Linked DNA regions of Homo sapiens: region 2 is linked to region 1. Evidence: read pairs that join two places in POLR2A ChIA-PET (ENCODE). Cell type or tissue: PC-9. All regions are shown on one strand. Region 1 overlaps DNAAF1 (dynein axonemal assembly factor 1). Region 2 overlaps LOC105371376 (a long non-coding RNA gene).

Region 1 (2,500 bases):
CACAAGCCTCCCAAGTAACTGAGATTACAGGCGTGCACCACCAAACCCAGCTAATTTTTAAGTTTTTTGTAGAGATGGGGGTCTCACTATGTTGTCAAGGCCAGTCTCAAATTTCTGGCCTCAAGTGATCCTCCTGCGTTGGCCTCCCAAAGCTCTGAGGCTCCGAAAGCCTCACAGGCATGAGCCACCACACCCCTGGCATTGAATCTTAATCCAGCCACTGACTAATTGTTTGACACTGGGCACTTGCTGTCATCTAGGATGCAGCAGGTATCTGCTCATCTGTCGTTTTATTAGAGCACTCTCCATGACCTATCTAAATAGTACCTTCTCCACTTGATGTCTCTTCGGCCTGATTTGATTTCCTTTTAGGACACATGAGTCTCTGACATATACTCATTTCTTTGTTTAGGGTCTGTCTTCCCCGACTAAAAGGGCTCCTCTAACAGAGATCAGCTCTTACATTCACTGCTGGGTCCCCAGCCTCTAGAATGGTGACTGGCATGTAGCAGGCAACAGATAGGCCTTTGCTGGCTGTCTGCTCTGAGATCAAAGGGTCTGAGGATTTCTTACTGTGTGGTAAATGGACTGGAACATGGTTTATTCTCCTTGGCATATTCTGTCTCAGTGACTCGTGGTCTTTCTCTGCTATAGTATACTTTGCAACACCCTGTCTGACTATTTCCAAACACCTGTACCTTTGATTTTACAGCAGGGATCTGCTTCTTCTCTCTTAAGGTAAGCCTCCTGTTTTTAAACCACCAGACTTTGTTTTTCAAATAACAACTTTGTTGAGGCATAATTCACATACCATACAGTTTACGTATTTAAAGTGTACAATGTGGCTGGATGTGGTGGCTCACGGCTGTAATCCCAGCACTTTGGGAGGCTGAGGTGGGTGGATCACTTGAGGTCAGGAGACTCCCTCTCAAAAAAAAATAAATAAATAAAAATAAAAAACAAAGTGTACAATGCAATGGCTTTGAGTATATTCACAGAGTTGTGCAACCATCACCACAATCAATTTTAGAACATTCTCATCACCCTAAAAAGGAAATACTGGATGGGCATGGTGGCTCACACCTATAATCCCAGCACTTTGGGAGGCGGGGGCGGGCAGATCACCAGGTCAAGAGATTGAGACCATCCTGGCCAACACGGTGAAACCTCATCTCTACTAAAAATACAAAAATTAGCTGGGTGTGGTGGCGGGCGCCTGTAGTCCCAGCTACTTGGGAGGCTGAGGCAAGAGAATCGCTTGAACCCGGGAGGCGGAGGTTGTAGTGAGCCAAGATCACGCCACTGCACTCCAGCCTGGGTGACAGTGGGAGACTGTCTCAAAAAAACAAAAAAAAAAGAAATACCATCCCCATTAGCAGCCAACCCCCTATTTCTCGCTCCCTGAAGGCCCTGGCAGCCACTCCTCTGCTTTCCCTCTCTGTTGATTTGCTCGTTCTGGACATTTCATATAAATGGAGTCACTCACCATGTGGCCCTGTGTTTCTTTCACTCAGCATCCTGTTGTCAAGGTTCATCTGCGATGCAGCGTGTTCCATCCAGTACTTCATTCCTTTTTATTGCCAAATGATACTGCATTTTGATACACTACATTGTATTTGTCCATCAACTTTCAGAAATTAGGGTTGTTTTCACTTTTTGCCTGTTGTGAATAATGAAGTTTTTGTGTGGACAGCTGTTGTCTTCTCCTGGGTATGTATCTAGGAGTGAAATTTCTGGGTCATACAGGGACTTTACATTTAATTTTTGAGGAGACACCACATGGTTTTCCAAAGCAGCTGCACCATTTTACATCCCCATCAGCAGTGTAGGAAGGTTCCAATTTTCCCGTATCCTCACCAACACTTCGGGTTGCCTGTCTTTTTTTTCCTCTCTCTCTCTCTTTTTCTTTTTTTTTTTTTTTAAGATGGAGTCTTGCCCTGTCGCCCAGGCAGGAGTGCAGTGGTGAGATCTGAGCTCACTGCAACCTCTGTCTCCCAGGTTCAAGCAATTCTCCTGCCTCAGCCTCCCTAGTAGCTGGGATTACAGGCATCTGCCACCACACCCAGCTAATTTTTCTATTTTTAGTAGAGACAGGGTTTCACCATGTTGGCCAGGATGGTCTCAATCTCTTGACCTCATGATCCACCCACCTCGGCCTCCCAAAGTGCTAGGATTACAGGTGTGAGCCACCGCACCCAGCCCTGTCTTTTTATTTCTAGTCCTCTGGATGGTATGCAGTGGTGTCTCATTGTGGTTTCCATCTGCTTTTCCCTGGTAGATAATGATGTTGAGCACGTTTCATGTACTTATTGGCAGTTTTTATATCTTCTTTGGATAAATGCCTGTTCAGTTTCTTTGCTGATTTTTAAAAAATTAATAGACTTTTTTTTTTTTTTGTGGGGGACAGCGTTTTGCTCTGTCACCAAGCAACCCTCCCACCTCTCAGCCTCCTGAGTAGCTGGGACTGCAGGTGTGCACCACCATGCCTGGCTAGTTTTTG
Region 2 (2,500 bases), 480 kb after region 1:
ACCATGTTAAATGCTTTTCCTGCTCTATCTCATTTAATCCTTAAACTAACCCTAGGAGAGGAATGCTATTATTATTCCTCCTTTAGAAGGTCAGCACCATGAGGAACATAATTTTCTAATCTGCACTATTAATGCTGTGTTGTCAGCACCTAAAATAGTACCTAGCACATGGCAGACACTCAATAAGTATTTGCTGGCAAATAGATTAACTCTCATTTTGCAGATGAGGAAACTGAGGCCCAGAGTTGTACGTAACTTACTATCTCAGAGCAAAACAGAAAAGTTTCCAGGATACAGAGATGTGTGTGTGTGACTGGCAGTGGCAGCAAGTAACCAGCAAGTTGCAAGCAGCTGCGTGTGTGCCCTTCCTGCGGCAACAATGCTGGGAGGGCTTTGATCTGAGTTGCTTTGTTTTATATATGAGAGATTTGACGGGTCCAAAGGAAACGAGGCTCACACAGGGTTACCTGCTGAGCCTGGGGTCCAGCCAGGTTTGCAACCTTGAAATCCTAAGTCCCTGAGCCACTTCATTTCTATAGTTGTCAGAGAGACATGCAATCAGGTCCAGCGTGCCTTGGAGGAACAGGTTGTGGGCAATGCCAGCCTGGCTGGGGACCTCAGTGACCATTCTGTTTGAGAGTAATTCTGACCCAACAGACCCCACGACAAGAGTCAGCTCAGGCAAAACTGTGATGCACAGGAAGCCTCCTACCTGTTTCCCTCCCTCCTTCTCCATCACTCTGTCTGGGGGGCTGGTGTCTTCCTTTCATTCCAATCAAACATGATCTCTAAAAAGTGCCTGAACCTGATGAACGCTATGGTATAAATGACTACGAAAAGGTATTCATTTTTGAATCATTTCTATTTTAACAGGAATCAAAGGCTCAAGACAAAGAATACCTCTCTAAATGGCAGAAAAAGTGTCCATTTCCAAATGATTTCTGTTTTAGCAGGAATCAAAGCCTCGAGAGAAAGAACACCTCTCTAAATAGCAGAGTGTCTACCACCATCAGCAAAAGCTACAGTGTACAGGGCTTTACGTACCAGGCACTGTTCAAAGTAGTCAGCCTGTATTCATTCACGTAATTCTCACGACGGCTCCATGAGAGAGGAATAAGCGCTTCATTTAGAGATGGAGAAACTGAGGCACAACGGAGCTAAGTTGCTGGCCCAGTTCACACAGCTGGGAGTAGCCAGGTCAGGACTCCAATCCAGGCAAAGCAGAGAGAAAAATACTGGTGAGGAGGAGGGAGGAGGAAGTGGGACGTTCCAGCTGAGGAGAGGTCTTTTTTCCTTAATCTGATGTTAGGGGCCACCCAAGCACTGGGGCCAGACGCCCACCATGGCTCTGCGCATTTGCTGGTTTGGTGATCTGAGGACATCTGTTGCTTCTTGTCCTCTGGTTTAACAGTTACAAGTGTACAGGAGCATGTGGGCCAAGCATCCCGCGTGCGGACGTGATCTGGCTTGGCCTGCAGGCCTGCTCTTTCATGCCAGGCTGCAATTTTTTGAGATTACTCAACCTTCGGAAGGGAAGCTGGGCCAAGGACAGACCTTTGGTGAGAAGCAGGGGGAGTTTAGAGAATCAGCCCTCCTCCTCCTCCTCCTCCCAGCCTCCTCCCCCAGGAGACTCGGACTTGGAAACACCCAGCAGGGAAAATTGCTGCAGCAGCAGGTAGCAGTTATTATGGGACCTGGACCGCCCCTTCCAGGCCCAGCTGTTCTCTGGGAAAGCCTGGCGGCAGCTCTCACACCCTCTTCCAAATGGTCTTCAGAGGGAGACGGAGATGCTCCTCGCCCCGCCTGTTGATCTTCACCACTGCAACCTCCTGTGTCCCAGGCATGGTCAGCTTGCAGCCCTGGGGGCGGCTTCTGGTGTTCTGGTGAACTGGTTAACTGGGCACTGGCATAGATAGCCTGGGTTTCTCATCCTGGTTCACGTGCTTACCAGCTGTGTGATATCGGGTGAGTCATCTAATCATTCAGAACCTCAGTTTCCTCATCTGTAAAGTGGGGAGAACAATAGCATTGACCATAGGTTACTGTGAGGATTAGACAGGGGAGGGAGCAGAGCAGTTAGCACAGGGCCTGTGCATGAATTATGATCAAACTAGGCCTAACTTGCCCAGGCCCCGCCCCATGTTTTTGCTATTCTGGGCTTCCAGATGGTGTGCCTCTTTCACTGGGTACTCTTCTGTGACATTTGTTTCTGCACAGAGGTATTGAGGATGGAGATAACCTAAGCCTGGAGTGGTCGTCTTTGGTGACAGTGGCAATTGTTCCACCCAGGAAAGAAAGGAAGAAAGAAAGAAAGAAAGAAAGAAAGAAAGAAAGAAAGAAAGAAAGAAAGAAAGAAAGAAAGAAAGAGAGAGAGAGAGAGAGAAAGAAAGAAAGAAAGAAACGAAGGAAGGAAGGAAAAGAAAGAGGAAAGAAGGAAGGAAGGAAGAAGGGAAGGAAGGAAAGAAGGAAGGAAGGAAAGAAGGAAGGAGAGAGAAAGGAA

What was found. Peaks named below come from ENCODE experiments on the same cell type or tissue, not always from the same donor. Only the 100,000 strongest peaks of a DNase experiment are listed, where the experiment ranks them.
Region 2: POLR2A ChIA-PET joins it to region 1 with 13 read pairs; 2 of 35 experiments call an interaction of 5 or more read pairs at or near these places.

The regions. Positions count from the first base shown.
Region 1 is chr16:84,161,478-84,163,977 of GRCh38, forward strand. The region is part of intron 6 of DNAAF1 (dynein axonemal assembly factor 1); the gene reads left to right. Among named protein-coding and RNA genes, the nearest start is that of DNAAF1, 17 kb to the left of the region's middle. In PC-9, no CTCF peak of the experiment used is centred here; no DNase peak of the experiment used is centred here.
Region 2 is chr16:84,641,806-84,644,305 of GRCh38, forward strand. It overlaps LOC105371376 (a long non-coding RNA gene), which reads right to left. Exons shown (of 4, transcript XR_933817.2): 4 at 844-2,003. Among named protein-coding and RNA genes, the nearest start is that of KLHL36, 5.5 kb to the right of the region's middle. In PC-9, no CTCF peak of the experiment used is centred here; a DNase peak (open chromatin) is centred at 1,546; H3K27ac peaks cover 605 bases.